2 separate regions of the Homo sapiens genome follow, and region 1 is linked to region 2. Evidence: read pairs that join two places in POLR2A ChIA-PET (ENCODE). Cell type or tissue: HepG2. All regions are shown on one strand. Each heading gives the region's core, and the rest is flanking DNA. Links, peaks and the distances in the headings are about the cores only.

Region 1 (8,223 bases), core at 1,993-6,992, 400 kb before region 2:
AGCTCGAGAACAGCCTGGCCAACATGACGAAAACCCATCTCTACTAAAAATACAAAAATTGGCCGGGTGCAATGGTGCACGCCCATGGTCCCAGCTACTTGGGAAGCTGAGGCAGGAGAATCGCTTGAAACTGGGCAGTGGAGGTTGCAGTGAGCCAAGACTGCACCACTGCACTCCAGCCTGGATGACAGAGCAAGACACTATCTCAATAAATAAATAAATAGCATTCTCTGCTAAAGAATCACTAAATTGTACTCACGTTCTTTAAATTGAAAGTCCTGACTCCAAGCCCACCAAGTTGAGGAGGGGAAACCATGACAGCTAATCTGAAGCTTTTAATCTGCAAATCATTTAAAATCCTAAGCAACAAATATTTCCAAAAGGAAATTTATCTGCATATGTATTTACTCAAAATACTTATAAGTACGAACACTTCTGGTGGGGCACAGTGGCTCATGCCTGTAATCCCAGCATTTTGGGAGCCCAAGGCGGGCGGATCACCTGAGGTCAGGTGTTGGAGACCATCCTGGCAACATGGTGAAACCCCATCTCTACTAAAAGTACAAAAATTAGCCGAGCATGGTGGTGGACACCTGTAATCCCAGCTACTCAGGAGGCTGAGGCAGGAGAATCGCTTGAACCCGGGAGGTGGAGGTTGCAGTGAGCTGAGATCGTACCATTGCACTCCAGCCTGGGTGACAAGAGCGAGACTCCATCTCAAAAAAAAAAAAAAAAAGAGTATGACCACTTCCACTTGTCCCTAAATGGCAGGACACATCCCATTATCATGTTACCATCTGCAGAATACATGGTCTTCTATAGCTGTTGAATGCTATTCCCGAAAGTCTGTCATTCTGTATGTATGTATTTATTAGAGACAGGATCTCACTCTGTCACCCAGGCAGGAGTACAGTGGCATGATCATAGCTCACTGCAGCCTCAAACTCCTGGGTTCAAGTGATTCTCCCTCCTCAGCCTCCTGAGTAGCTAGTATGACAGGTGCATGCCAACACACCCGGCTATTTAAAAACTGTTTTTGGAGAGATGGGGGTCTTGCACCATTGCCCAGTCTAATCTAAAACTCCTGGCCTCATGTAATCTTCCCACCTCAGCCTTCTAAAGTGCCTGTTTTTTTGTGGTTTTTTTTTTTTTTTTTTTTTTTTTTTTGAGACAGAGTCTCACTCTGTCGCCAGGCTGGAGTGCAGTGGTGTGATCTTAGCTCATGGCAACCTCCGCCTCTCAGGTTCGAGCGATTCTCCTGCCTCAGCCTCCCAAGTAGCTGGGACTACAGGCACGTGCCACCATGCCCAGCTAATTTTTGTATTTTTAGTAGAGATGGGGTTTCACCATGTTGGCCAGGATGGTCTTGATCTCTTGACCTCGTGATCCACCCGCCTCAGCCTCCCAAAGTTCTGGGATTACAGGCGTGAGCCACCGCGTCCGGCCGAAGGTCTGTTTTTAAAGTGCACTTCCTTCTCCCTTCAGGTCACATTCCTATTTTGGCATAATCCCCCAGAGAAAGCACCATCTTGATCTGAGTCCATAAAAGTGATTTTTCTGAGGCCAGGCGCGGTGGCTCACGCCTGTAATCCCAGCACTTTGGGAGGCCAATGAGGGTGGATCACTAGGTCAGGAGATCGAGACCATCCTGGCTAACACGGTGAAACCCTGTCTCTACTAAAAATACAAAAAATTAGCCGGGCATGGTGGCGGGCACCTGTAGTTCCAACTACTCGGGAGGCTGAGGCAGGAGAATGGCGTGAACCCGGAAGGCGGAGTTTGCAGTGAGCTGAGATCGCGCCACTGCACTCTAGCCTGGGCGACAGAGCGAGACTCCGTCTCAAAAAAAAAAAAAAAGTGATTTTTCTGTTTACCTCTGATACTGCAAATAGTACATGGTCTCAGGTAAATTGTGTTTAAAAGCAAAAGGGAGATTTCAAGTGTTCTAGCAATAAAAGATTGTTTTAACAAGTTTCATTTTAAAGTATTTTTTTTCAAACACAGAAAACATTTGCATAACATAAAAGTTGTTGAGGGAAATAAGGAATTGTGAAACCTCCTATAAATGTCCATTCATCCTTTCAATAAATATTCATTCAATTTGTGCCTGGCTTTATGGATACAAAATGTGAGGAAAACATGAAGTGACAATGACGAGGGTCTTTTCTTTTCCATGTATTATTTATTAGTCCTTCATTATTTATGACGCCAGTAAGTGACACTCTGGGTTTCGGTAACACCATTTCTGCAAGGTATCACTCATCCTTTGTTCGTTTTTTTACAGCTTTTGAATTTAGGTCAACAAGGAGCCAATCTGGACCCAAAAGACTGCCTTATAGAGGGAAAATACACCAAGGGTGAGTTCAGGTTGGCCGTGAACCTGGCAGAATTTTTGATGGTATTTTCAGACATGTCTAGCAGTGACTATTTGCCAGAATTTAAAATTTGCCCTCCCTGCTTGCTCGTCTCAGCCTCCTTCTCTTTTGTCTGACATCACTCCTTAAACATTTCCTCTTTTCTTTTTCTATATTCCTTCCATATATAGGAAGTTTTCAGTGGAAAATTGCTGGAGAAATTGAAACAAGTGATCTGACCTGTTTTGTTTGGATCTCATGTAAAACTAACCACTGCACTTTTCTTGTTCTTTTCATTAACTTGAAATTAGGATATCCCAATTCCTACTAAAAAATATAAAAATTAGCCGGGTTTGGTGGCAGGTGCCTGTAGTCCCAGCTACTTGGGAGGCTGAGGCAGGAGAATCACTTGAACTATGGAGGCGGAGGTTGCAGTGAGCGGAGATCTCACCACTGCACTCTAGCCCGGGCAACAGAGCAAGACACGATCTCAAAAAAAAATAATAATAATAATAAAGAAGAAAGAAAGAAAGAAAGAAATTAAGGCAGAAAGCTTCTCAGAACTGTCGCGTTTTTTCCCCTCCATCTCAGTTTTGGATTTTCTTTTTTTTTTTGAGACAGAGTTTTGCTCTTTTTGCCCAGGTTGGAGTGCAATTGGTGCGATCTCAGCTTACCACAACCTCCGCCTCCTGGGTTCAAGGAATTCTCCTGCCTCAACCTCCCGAGTAGCTGTGATTACAGGCATATGCCACCACACCCGGCTAATTTGGTATTTTTAGCAGAGACGAGGTTTCTCCATGTTGGTCTGGCTGGTCTCGAACTCCCGACCTCAGTTTTGGATACTTTTCAAAGGACCGTGTTCTAAAGTTAGTGGTGTAGGCAAAAAGTCAGTTCCTCTTTGTTTGTAAACCAAAACCAAACCTTGAGAGGAGACTCTGCTGGTACAGGAGGAGGCATAGTTGTAAAGGCTGGGACCTTATGATGAGGAGTCAAAGAGGCAGAGCTATAGTGGACAAGAGCGAAGAGAGAAAAATGGCATTTCCTTCCCAATTGTCTACTACTCCTGGTGCCCCTTTGTGGATTTGCCTCCTCACTGCACAGCAGCAGACCACTACTTTGCAGAGTAACTGCTGGCCAACATGGATATCCAGTATGAGAGAGACAAGTGATTAAACTCAAGCATCAGCAAGGATGAAGCTAAAATCAATCCTGGGTCTCAGCACTTCGGCTGGAAGGGATGGGCCTAAAAGCGGGTGCTTCTTGTAGGAAGTGCTTATGAGTCACTGCTGACTCATTGAAGGGGCAAGATTTTATGACCAAACAAGTGAAAAAGAAAATGTAACTGTTACTAATTGAAAGCATTTAAGTTATGGCTTGGGTTTAACTGTGGCTAGTTGATGCTCTTTGTTGCTTGGTTGTGGCCTTCTTGGAGGCCTATGGTCTGCTTTGATGCTTTTATTCTACACATTGTATGGGTACATAGTGGAAGCTACACCTTCATGGGGAGAGGGGGAGAGTTTTCTGTAGTTGGGGGTGGTTGTTTAAGTAGGTTTTGCTCAACGTCTGCAAAGTTGCCTTCAATTTGTTTGGTGATACTGCCTTTTTAATACTAAATGTAGAATGATATAACCTCACTCATCTTTGCTTTGGAGAATATTTGAAGAGTTCTTTTTATTGGGTTTTTTTTTTTTTTTTTTTTTTTGGTTTTAAAGAAGCCTACTTTTGGTAGCTCATGATATCCTACTGTCATTATAATGGATCCAAACAAGGTAAGCTACATTGAGGCCACTGGCCATGGATTATAGATATTGGCTTAAAATCATCTTAACTAACCATTATGCTTGTGTAATTGCTCTGTTAAATCAACTCTGCTACCTGTGATGATACAGAATAAGGATGTGCTAAATCCAGATTTTCATTTCAGCTAGTAGCCTAGCTTCCTTTGGAAATAGAAGCTAATGAAAATAACAATTAAAAAATGGTTCATCTCATTTCTGCTCACTTTGTGGTAAAAGTGAAAGTTACTGAATGGTAAAAGGAAAAAAAAAATCTACATGATCAATAAGCTGCTGGCTCATCAATTCTTACTTAAATTGTTGGTTGTTGTAGATGAGCAAGGAACAGAAATTCCTAAGCCTGCTCTTTACAGGAACTTCAGTGACCTCATTATCTGCCCTTGATGTTTAACTGTTCACATGAGCAAACATGCTTCTATTTGGCCTACACAAGGGGTGATGTATGTAAGTTTTTAAATATGATTTTTCACCTTTTGTATTGCACAGCTTTTTAGGCCTTCTCTATTGCAGGAGTTAAGAACAATAGGCATGTTGTGATGACTTCTTCTGGAAACTTTTAGACTAACATATCCATTATTGTTATCAAATTGAACTTTTCCAGAAGTAATGTTTGGAGAAAATACTATGTCCAATTATTGTCTTAGCTTCATAGCAGCTATTTAAGAGGTCAAGCTATGGCCGGGCACGGTGGCTCACGCCTGTAATCCCAGCACTCTGGGAGGCCAAGGCAGGCGGATCACGAGGTCAGGAGATCGAGACCATCCTGGCTAACACAGTGAAACCCCGTCTCTACTAAAAAAAAAAAAATACAAAAAATTAGCCAGCCATAGTGGCGGGCACCTGTAGTCCCAGCTACTCGGGAGGCTGAGGCAGAAGAATGGCGTGAACCCGGGAGGCGGAGCTTGCAGTGAGCCGAGATCGTGCCACTGCACTCCAGCACTCCAGCCTGGACGACAGAGGCAGACTCCGTCTGAAAAAAAAAAAAAAAAAAAGAGGTCAAGCTACTAGAGGTAGGTAATCTAATTGTTTTTATGATTTGTCAAGTAGAAAGCTGCTACCATTCCTGCCTTTACAGTTTAGAAAAATTACAGTTTATTCCAAGTTGCCTGAATTCTCATCTAGCATTCCAGATATATTAGATGCCAATCCAAGCCTAAGAATATTCCCTCCTAGAGTGCCCGCTTGCTTTTCTACCTTAAAAATGATTTTGTGACTACAACGGAATGAGAAAAGTCATCGCAATTCTAAGAAAGTAGCCTGATATTTCTTTTAGGAATTTATCTCTGCTCATAGCTTCTTGGATTAGGGTTTACTTTACATCCATTTTTTTTTTTCATGAATTAGTTCTAAAATAAAATTTTTCTTTTTCTTTTGCAACCAACCAAACAACCAGCAGTGACTAAAAGAAAATTTGTATAAGAAAAGGATACATGGGAATTAGCAAGGGGTTCTTGAAATATCTATGCTTAAGTATATTTCATAACTAATGCTCAGTTTTAGACCCTTAACATTTCAGATGTTAATAACTTCTGCTAGATTACCTTTTTCCTTTGGAAAAAAAAAGTTAATGAAAGAATAATTAAAAAATGGTTCATTCCATTTCTGCTCACTTTGTGGTAAAGGAGAAAGGTACAGAATGATAAAGAAGAGGAAAAAAAACTACATGTTGTATAAGCTGTTGGTTCATCAATTCTTAAATTGTTGATTGTTGTAGATTAGTAAGGAACAGAAGTTCCTAAGCCTGCTCTTTACGGGAACTTCAGGTACCTCATTGTCTTGCCTTCAAAGTTAATCTAACTTCAGATTAATAACTTCTGGTGGCATGGTTTTGAAACAATGCTCCTAGAATGTAATACAGTTCACCTGGTGATCTTGTTAAAATGTAGATTCTGATTGTGTTGGCTTGGGATGGGCAGAGCTGCTTTATTCTAACAAGCTCCCGGGGGCTGCAGCTGGTGCTTGCTGGTCAGAGTAGCAGCAAGAGGCCAAAAGTCACTGTTTGTTTAAACTGGGTAGTTCATGCTTGTCTGATGGTGGTGGGGTGATATGTATGTGAGGGTTGTTTGCATGTTAACTGGTTTGCATGCTTTTGAAAAGGAATGCCTTAATAAGTTAGGGTCTGATAAACTTGAGCATTCTCTACAAATGCTTTTAAAAAATAAAGAAGCTTAGTATTAGCAAACTAAGGTTTGCAAAGGTTATAGTTTTACAGACTGCAACCTTAATAAGTCCAGTTTCGTAATGTAACTGATGAATTATGTTAATAAATAAAACTAAACCAATTGATTTCTTTTTTTTCTTTTTTCTTTTTTTTTGAGATGGAGTCTCGCTCTGTCGCCCAGGCTGGAGTGCAGTGGCATGATCTCCGCTCACTGAAAGCTCCGCCTCCCAGGTTCATGCCATTCTCCTGCCTCAGCCTCCCGAGTAGCTGGGATTACAGGCGCCCACCACCGCGCCCGGCTAATTTTTTTTTTTTGTATTTTTAGTAGAGACGGTGGTTTCACCATGTTAGCCAGGATGGTCTTGATCTCCTGACCTCGTGATCCGCCTGCCTTGGCCTCCCAAAGTGCTGAGATTACAGGCATGAGCCACCGTGCCCGCCCCTGATTTCTTGTATGAGATAGATTCAACAGCATGTGTTTAGAATTTACGTGTAGGTTTTTTTTTTTTTTTTTGAGACAGAGTCTGGCTCAGTTGCCCAGGCTGCAGTACCGTAGCATGATCTCGGCTCACTGCAACCTCTGCCTCCCAAGTTCAAGCGATTCTTCTGTCTCAGCCTCCCAAGTAGCTGGGATTACAGGCATGTGCCACCACACTCGGCTAATTTTTTAATTTTTTTAGTAGAGACGGGGTTTTGCCACGTTGGCCAGGCTGGTCTCAAACTCCTGACCTCGGGTGATCCGCACATCTTGGCCTCCCAAACTGCTGGATTACTGGTGTGAGCCACTGTGCCTGGCTTGAGTGTAGCATTTTTAAGGTGAATTATCAGTGTTAAGTGCTAATGATTAATAGATTATAAAATAGTAAACTTTAGTATAACTCAATAAAATGGTAAAGTGTAGCATAATATGTAGACAGAGATTGTTTTACAGTTTTGTATACTGACATACTAAATGCCAAGACTAGAAACCAACACATAAATATCTCAATAAATATTTGTGTTTTAATGAATTAATCTCAGTTAATTCATTAACTGTCTTAAATGTTAGGATGGGATTGCCTTCCTAAATTTGGTTATTATTTCATCCAATAAAACTGAGTTTCCATTCAAGATTGAATTTAAAATATGCCTTAAACTATAATGTAATGTACATAAACACATATATACCAAAGTCTAGTATACATTGATACATGTAGTCAGGAAGAGGAAATATATGGCATGTTGGAATCAAGTGATATATGTAGTTAATCAAAATTTGCTCATATTAGTTAATTTAGTCTTAAATATTACTTTATTCCCAATAGAGAGAGAACACAGTAAGTTAATGAGAATACAATGATTTACATCCTTAAATATCTTTCCGTTGTGTGGCCCTTCTTTCCCTAAAATACAAGCAAACAGGCAATAAATAAATAAATAAATAATAAATAAACCCAATAGCTTCATTTTCTTTATTTTTTTCTTTAGAGATGGGGTCTCACTCTGTTACCTAGGCTGGACTGCAGTGGTGAGATCATAGCTCGCTGCAGCCTTAGACTCCTGGGCTCAAGTGATCCTCCTGCCTCAGCCTCCCTAGTAGCTGGGACTACAGGTGCACACCACTAAGCTCAACTAATTTTTTCATTTCTTTGTAGAGAAGGGGTCTCGTTATGTTGCCCAGGCTGGTTTCAATCTCCTGGCCTCAAGTGATCCTCCTGCCTTGGCTTCCCAAAGTGCTGAGATTATGGGTGTGAGCCACATGCCTGACCAGGAATACACTTTAAAATAATAAAGTATGGTAGCAACAGGAAATGGCAAGGAGTGCCTGTTAAAAAAAAAAAAAAGGTATAGTAAATACATAAACCAGAAACAGCCACTTATCATTATGAAGTATTCTGTACTGTACATAATTGTACATACTCCACTTTTACAC
Region 2 (8,223 bases), core at 1,287-6,286:
CCCATACCTTCACAAAATCTTTCTTGTCAAAGTCACACTAACACCATATTGCCAAATCCCGTGTTTATTTCCCCGTTCTCATCTTTCTTAGCCTATCGTAGCATTTGACACAGTTGACTACTTCCTTCTTCTTGAGGCAACTTCTTCACTTGACCTCTCACTTTTCCTTAGCGACTCCTCAGTGTCTGTCTTAGTCTGTTTGGGCTTCTGTAACAAAATGCCATAATGCATGGCCAACATGGTGAAGCCCCATTTCTACTAAAAATACAAAAATTAGCCTGGTGTGGTAGCGCATGCCTGTAATCCCAGCTACTCGGGTGGCTGAGGCATGAGAATTGCCTTGTAGCTTAGAAGCAACAGAAGTTTATTTCTCACAGGAGGCTGGGATGTCCCAGATCAAGACATTGGCAGACTTGGTGTCCAGTTCCTCATAGACAGAGCCTTCTATCGTGAGGCAGCTTTCTGGAGCCTCTGTCTCTCTCTTTGAAACAGAGACTTTGTCTGCCAAGCTAGAGTGTGGTGGCGTGATCATAGCTCTCTGCAGCTTGGATCTTCTGAGCTCAAGTGATCCACCTACTTCAGCCTCCCAAGTAGCTGGGACTACAGGTGCATGCCACCACGCCTGGCTAATTATTTTATTTTTTGTAGAGACAAATGTCCCTATGTTGCCCAGGCTGGTCTCGAACTCCTGGCTTCAAGTGATCCTTCTACCTCAGCTTCCCAAAGTGCTGGGATTACAAACATGAGTCACCGTACCTGCCTCTGGAGCCTGTTTTTATAAGGGCACTAATCCCATTCATAAGAGGTCCACCCTTGTGATCTAATCACCTCCCAAAGGCCCACCTCCTAATTCCATCACATTGGGGATTAGGTTGTCAGCATACGAACTTGCAGGGACACAAACATTTCGTTCCACAGCAATCTCCTTCCCTGGAATTCCCCTTTCTTCCTTACCTTTCAGTGTTGACATCTGAAATGCTAAGGACTCAGTTCCTTCTCATTGTCATTAACACTCATGCTGAAGGGGATCTCATCCAGTTCGAAGCATTTAAATACTGTCCTATCTTTAGGGCTCATACACAATAGGCTAGATTTTTCTACACACCACCCTCAAATCTCAGTCATTTAGAACAACAAAGATGTTTCTCTTTCACTGTAAAATGTCCGTCATGAATCAACAGGGGTATCTGTTCATCATGGTCGCTCAGGGACATGGTGAATCATACTCTTTTTTTTTTTTTTTTTTGAGATAGAGTATGGTTCTGTTGCCCAGGCTGGAGTGCGTGGTGCAGTCTTAGCAACCTTGGCCTCCTTGGTTCAAGCAATTTTCTGCCTCAGCCTCCTGAGTAGCTGGGATTACAGGCGCCCGCTCCCACAACTGGCTAATTTTTTGCATTTTTAGTAGAGAAAGGGTTTCACCATCTTGGCCAGGCTGGTGTTAAACTCTTGACTTTGTGATCCACCCACCTCGGCCTCCCAAAGTGCTGGGATTACAGGCGTGAGCCACTGTGCCTGGCCGAGAATCATACTCCTTTTTTTTTTTTGAGACGGAGTTTCACTCTTGTTGCCCAGGCTGGAGTACAATGGCATGATCTCAGCTCACCACAACCTCCACCTCCAGGGTTCAAGCGATTCTCCTGCCTCAGTCTCCCAAGTAGTTGGGATTACAGGCGCCCACCACCACACCTGGCTAATTTTGTATTTTTAGTAGAGATGGTGTTTCTCCATGTTGGTCAGGCTGGTCTCGAACTCCCGACCTCAGGTGATCCACCCCCCGCTTGGCCTCCCAAAGTGCTGGGATTACAGGCATAAGCCACCGTGACCAGCCCATACTCTTAAAGCTTAAGGATTCTGCCTGAAGTGAGACAGCCCCTTCCACCTTCATTTCATTGGCTATGGCAAGTCACATGGCTGTGCCTAACTTTAAGGGGGTAGACAAGAGGGTCCTACCATAATGGAAGGAGTGAACTAAAAATATTGGTGGGCCAGGTGCGGTGGCTTATGCCTGTAATTGCAGCACTTTGGGAGGCTGAGGTGGGTGGATCACCTGAGGTCAGGAGTTCGAGACCACTTTGACCAACATGGCGAAACCCTGTCTCTACTAAAAATACAAAAATTAGCTGGGCATGGTGGCACACACCTGTAATCCCAGCTACACGAGAGGCTGAGGCAGGAGAATCGCTTGAACCTGGAGGCGGAGGTTGCAGTGAGCTGACATCTTGCGACTGCACTCTAGCCTGGACAATAAGAGCAAGATTCCAACTTAAAAAAAAAAAATTGGTGAATAGCTTTAATGATTACAACAGTTCTCACAGTTTTGTCTCAGACCCTGACATCTCTGCTAAACTCTACACCGGTGGATGAAACTGCCTGCTTGGCATCTTCTCTTAGATACTTAATAAGCAATGTGGCCAGGTGCAGTGGCTCACGCCTATAATCCCAGCACTTTGGGAAGCCGAGGTGGGTGGATCACCTGAGGTCGGGAGTTTGAGACCAGCCTGACCAGTATGGAGAAACGCCGTCTCTACTAAAAATACAAAATTAGCCGGGCATGGTGGCACATGCCTGTAATCCCAGCTACTTGGGAGGCTGAGGCAGGAGAATTGCCTGAACCTGGGGAGCAGAGGTTGCAGTGGGCCGGGATCGCGCCATTGCACTCCCACCTGGGCGACAAGAGTGAAACTTCATCTCAAAAACAACAACAAAAACCTACTCTTTATTGAATGCTTATTACTTGCTTTGCTCTATGCTTTACATTATCATACTTTATGAGACATTTCCCCCATGACAGAGAAGGAATGGAGACTCAGAGAGGGTGTGTAACTCTCCTGAGATCACACAGCTGGCAAGTGGTAGAGCCTAGACCCAGTCCCAGGTCAGTCTGCCTCCAAGTTCATGCTTCTAGCCATCATACACTAGCGAATTTGTCCTGCCATGATTTTGGCAAAATACCGAGTGAGCAATCTATTAATGCACTCTTAAATTACAACCTAAAAGTAAGGAAGGATTAATAATTAACTGTTGCCATAAAGAAGAACTGGGCGGACCTAGAAGATTGTGAGCTTTAAATGGAATGGAAAATATATTTGGGAATTCGGAGGATTTTCAGTCTTCCATATTGGATCTAAAACCACCCAGATAAACATTTCTATACTTAAACAGTGACCTGATAACAAGCCCAGTGTGCGAAAATAACTCAGTGCTCTTGATCAGTCTTAAAGACAAACAAACAAGCAAACCTCAGGTCAAAGTGTGTTTTTGACCAGACTTTGACCTTACTGAACTAGGCTGGCTGAAAGGGCATTAGTATGTTGAATGTATCTTCTAAAATTGCTTCTGATCTCAGCTATTGGGTGATGTAACCGGAAAGTTCAGGGAGTGCTGCGTCATGCTGAGCATATTCTGTTTCCCTGGAACGAGGGCCTCATTGGCTCTGTCTTCTCCAAACAGCAACATGTCTTATTAATAGGGTTCTTTCTCCACAGGGCCATAGATTATTGATGGAGCTCACTGTTAGGCAAGGCCTCCTGTCACCCTAGACAACACAGCTCTTCAGCCTCACTTCAGCGGGCACAGATGTCTCCGTATAGCAGCCCACGTGCGTGCTCGCCCAAGGCAATGTGAGGGTGGCTGTCGTTCAAGCTGCTGCTCAAAGGCAGAGTGCCTTTTCTCAGGCTGAGTGAATAGCAGAGGTATCAGGTGAGCTTGAAAAGGGAGGGGAGGGACACTGGCAATTATTGTCATTGTTCTAGATAGACATCATTGCTGGATGTCCCTCAGGTTGGCCGGGAAGCTCTCGCTGGACCCCAAATCCTGATTGTAACCTGGCTGCATTAAAATACCTTCTCTTCAAGCTCTTTCTCATGTCTTTCTTCATTTAGGCATTTTATTACATGCAAAAATGCACTGAAATGCACAAAGCACCAGGTCTATTGTAAGATAAAGTAGGTTACCAAAGAAATGCTTGTTTAATTATTTTTCCTGTCTTCTTTTCATATATACTTTAAAAGCTCCTCTGATAGGAGTGTAGTAGGAGGGACTTGAACTAAAATTGTAGTGTTATTATAACTGAAGGAAGGGACTCCTGAGGTTACCTAGCCCAAACTCTTGGAAGAAACTTAAGACGAAGAAATAGACTTGCCCCAGCACATAATGATGAATACTGGTGGAGCATGAATTGAACTTGGAGCCTCTAGCTTCCCAGTCCCATGCTCTTCTCATCATACAGCCTGCTGGCTTCCTCTGAGCCTGGGCTCCTACCTTGTATTGTTAGGATTTCCTCTGTGCTCCTTAGATCTGGCTATTTTTCCTCTGGTGTATATCACAACTCTAGGAATTTGGACTCCCATCCTAGTATCTGGCAAGTTGATTATTAGGTTTAGAAAAAGCATCAGTCTCCTAAAAAGTTGGGTGATGAGTCACATATCATAACTATTTAACATATCCTACTCACATTTGCATTTCTGTTTTATTATTAAAGCTAATCTGTAGGCCAAGCGCAGTGGCTCACGCCTGTAATCCCAGCACTTTGGGAGGCCGAGGCGGGTGGATCACCTGAGGTCAGGAGTTCAAGACCAGCCTGGCCAAGATAGTGAAACCCCGTCTCTACTAAAAACACAAAAATTATCTGGGCATGGTGGCGGGCACCTGTAATCCCAGCTACTCGGGAGGCTGAGGCAGGAGAATCACTTGAATTTGGGAGGCAAAGATTGCCTTGAGCCAACATCACACCACTGCACTCCAGCCTGGGCAACAGAGCAAGACTCCATCTCAAAAAAAAAAACCAAAATAAAAAAAACAAATCTGTAATACGTCTGATACTAAGAAGTAACCTCTTGCGCAGATACATCCAGGGGCTCTGTCACTCATAACTTAACACACCAATTCCTATTATTCACAAATAAGCAACAGCCAAAGAAAGAGGAAGATAATTTATATTTTATAAATTAGACATTGGGATGAAAAAAAGCATTAAAGATAAATGAATTTATATTGGGGGGGAAAACTGTTAATGATGATCTTAAAACTTTGTTTTAAGATGACATCAAATACCTCTTATTCTTTTTACCAGAAGGTGGGGTCAAAGTCGCTGCCATTGAGTTTGGGTTGGGACTCACTTGGAATTGACAGAATGTGATGGAAGTGATGCTATGTAACTTCTCAGGCCAGGCCCGGAGAGGATGTGCAGCCTCCACCTTGTTGATGGGAAACATTTGCTTTCAGAGTTCTGGACTGTTCTGTGAAAAGTCGTCTAACAGCCCTGGGGCAACCATGCTGAGACACTATTGTGGAAGTGATCTTCCAGCCCCAGCAGTTCAGGCCGCCATTCTAATCATCCCACTGATTGCAGAGTAGACTCTAAAGAGCAGAGAAGATCTGTCCCCACTATGCCCTTTCTGAATTTCTGATCCACAGGCAGCAAGCACAAGAAAACTGCTGTTTCTGGCCAGGCGCCGTGGCTCATGCCTGTAATCCCAGCACTTTTGGGAGGCTGAGGTGGGTGGATCACCTGAGTTCAGGAGTTTGAGACCAGCCTGGCCAATATGGTCTCAACTAAAAATACAAAAAATTAGCTGGGTCTGGTGGCACAGTCCTATATTCCCAGCTACTGGGGAGGCTGAGGCACGAGAATCACTTGAACCTGGGAGGTGGAGGTTGTAGTGAGCTGAGATCACACCACTACACTCCAGCCTGGGCATCAGAGCGAGACTCCATCGAAAGAAGAGAAGAACAGAGAGAAGAGAAGAACAGAGAGAAGAGAAGAGAACTGGGTGCGGTGGCTCATGCTTGTAATCCCAGCACTTTGGGAGGCAAAGGTGGGCAGATCACCTGAGGTCAGGAGTTCGAGACCAGCCTGGCCAACATGGTGAAACCCCCGTCTCTACTAAAAACACAAAAATTAGCCGGGTGTAGTGGTGCACACCTGTAATCCTAGCTACTTGGGAGGCTGAGGCAGGAGAATCGTTTGAATTCGGGAGGCGGAGGCTTCAGTGAGCCAAGATTGCGCCATTGCACTCCAGCCTGGGCAGCAAGAGCGAAGCTCCGTCTCAAAAAAAAAAAAAAAAAAAAGGAAAAGAATTGCTGTTTCTATTTTTATTTATTTATTTTTAATTTTTTTTCGAAATGGAGTCTCACTCTGTCGCCCAGGCTGGAGTGCAGTGGAGCAATCTCAGCTCACTGCAGCCTCAGCCTCCTGGGTTCAAGTGATTCTCCTGCCTTAGCCTCCTGAGTAGTTGGAATTACAGGCATGTGCCACCACGCCCCACTACTTTTTGTATTTTCAGTAGAGACGGGATTTTGCCACGTTGGCCAGGCTGGTCTCAAACTCCTGACCTCAAGTCATCCACCTGCCTCGGCCTCCCAAAGTGCTGGGATTACAGGCGTGAACCACCATGCCCAGCCTGTTTTTATTTTTACACTACCAAGTTTGGGGGTGGTTTATGATACCTCAGTAAGTAACTGGAACAGTTACATAGTTCAATGCTTCTCTTTGCTTAAATTTATGATTCTTTATACCATGTTGCATGCTATTTTTATTTTGCCGCCTTTAGCGAATATCTTGCCTCACTCTCTGATGCACTTGCATGTTCCTGTAGCCTTTCTACAGTTTTTATGCTTGCATCCATATCAGTGTTAACTAACATCTCTTCTATGTCTGAAAAAAGAAGAATCTATAAACATATACTGGGTGCATCTCACTCGACCTGAGTTCATGAAAATGATTAAAATTTTACCATTACCATTGCAAATAATTCCTCTGGGATGATTATAAGAAAGATAAGTGATCTATAAAATAGTGAAAATGTTAATTTTAAGAAACCAGCTTCAGCTGGGTGCAGTGGCTCACGGCTGTAATCCCAGTACTTTGGGAGGCTGAGGCGGGCGGATCACGAGGTCAGGAGATCGAGACCATCCTGCCTAACAAAGTGAAACCCCGTCTCTACTAAAAATACAAAAAAAAAAAAAAAAAATTAGCCGGGCGTGGTGGCGGGTGTCTGTAGTCCCAGCTACTTGGGAGGCTGAGGCAGAAGAATGCCATGAACCCACGAGGCGGAGCTTGCAGTGAGCTGAGATTGTGCCACTGCACTCCAGCCTGGGGGACAGAACAAGACTCTGTCTCAAAAAAAAAAAAAAAAAAAAAAAAACCAAAAACCAGCTTCCACCATTTTAGTTACTCCTACTTTATTCTAATAGAGATTTGAAAAAGTCAGTTATTCAAAGACCTAGTAAAAATTAAGAACATCAAGGACGTGTTAGGAGTCGCAGACTGGCTATTCCACAGAAGCAAAATCCCAGCAATGTGTACTGAGCTTTTTATACAGAGGAAATGCCCAGCAGTGCCCAGTAAAGGTTAGATTTTAGTATTGATATCTTTGTATTAGAACAGGAAGGGAGAACACTATTACAACAAAAAGACAAAGCATGATTCTAGAAACGAAAAATTATAGCAATTTTCATTTTAAAATTTTAACCTGTAGACTGTACTCCCTGTATCATTTGTCTGCCCCAGGGCTATGAAGGTCTGAGCCAACTCAGATTACAAACTTCTGGAATCGGAGGATCTCAAATATGACACCAGTTTATCTTTTTTTGTTTTTTTGAGACGGAGTTTCACTCCTGTTGCCCAGGCTGGAGTGCAATGGCGCGATCTCGGCTCACTGCAACCTCTGCCTCCCGGATTCAAGCGATTCTCCTGCCTCAGCCTTGAGAGTAGCTGGGATTACAGGCATGCGCCACCACGCCCAGCTAATTTTCTATTTTTAGTAGAGACGGGGTTTCTCCATGTTGGTCAGGCTGGTCTCGAACTCCCGACCTCAGGTGATCCGCCCGCCTCAGCCTCCCAAAGTGTTGGGATTACAGGCATGAGCCACCATGCCCGGCCCAACACCAGTTTATCTTTTATAGTTACAGAACCTCTAGCCTTCTAATACAAGCTATTTCTATCAGGATCTGAACTGTTATCTAATTAGCAATACTAAGATTTGAATTTTCCCATTTCAGCTTGGAGATGCATATGCTGTGTATCAGTTCAGCTGCTCCTTTAGGTAGACTATAATCAATGCAGATTTCTTCAGAATAAGTTCAGATATGTTGATTGATTTTGCTTGAGAAGATGCTCCCAATGAGTAAATACAGCTTAGATAGACCTTAGCTGCTGATTTTCCCTTTACCCCAAGAACCTGGACTTCATTGAATATATAAAAAGTTTCTGCCAGGCGCAGT

The links. ChIA-PET counts read pairs that join two places held together with the same protein. Peaks named below come from ENCODE experiments on the same cell type or tissue, not always from the same donor. Only the 100,000 strongest peaks of a DNase experiment are listed, where the experiment ranks them.
Region 1: POLR2A ChIA-PET joins it to region 2 with 5 read pairs; 1 of 35 experiments calls an interaction of 5 or more read pairs at or near these places.

The regions. Positions count from the first base shown.
Region 1 is chr6:17,710,681-17,718,903 of GRCh38, reverse strand. It overlaps NUP153-AS1 (NUP153 antisense RNA 1), which reads right to left. Exons shown (of 3, transcript NR_134618.1): 3 at 7,877-8,115. Among named protein-coding and RNA genes, the nearest start is that of NUP153-AS1, 7.7 kb to the right of the region's middle. In HepG2, for the core only: no CTCF peak of the experiment used is centred there; DNase peaks (open chromatin) are centred at 4,523 and 6,143; H3K4me3 peaks cover 2,021 bases.
Region 2 is chr6:17,307,120-17,315,342 of GRCh38, reverse strand. No RefSeq gene overlaps it. Among named protein-coding and RNA genes, the nearest start is that of RBM24, 30 kb to the right of the region's middle. RefSeq lists a cis regulatory region at 3,380-3,390 and enhancers at 3,313-3,457, 2,834-4,033. In HepG2, for the core only: no CTCF peak of the experiment used is centred there; a DNase peak (open chromatin) is centred at 3,302; H3K4me3 peaks cover 1,306 bases.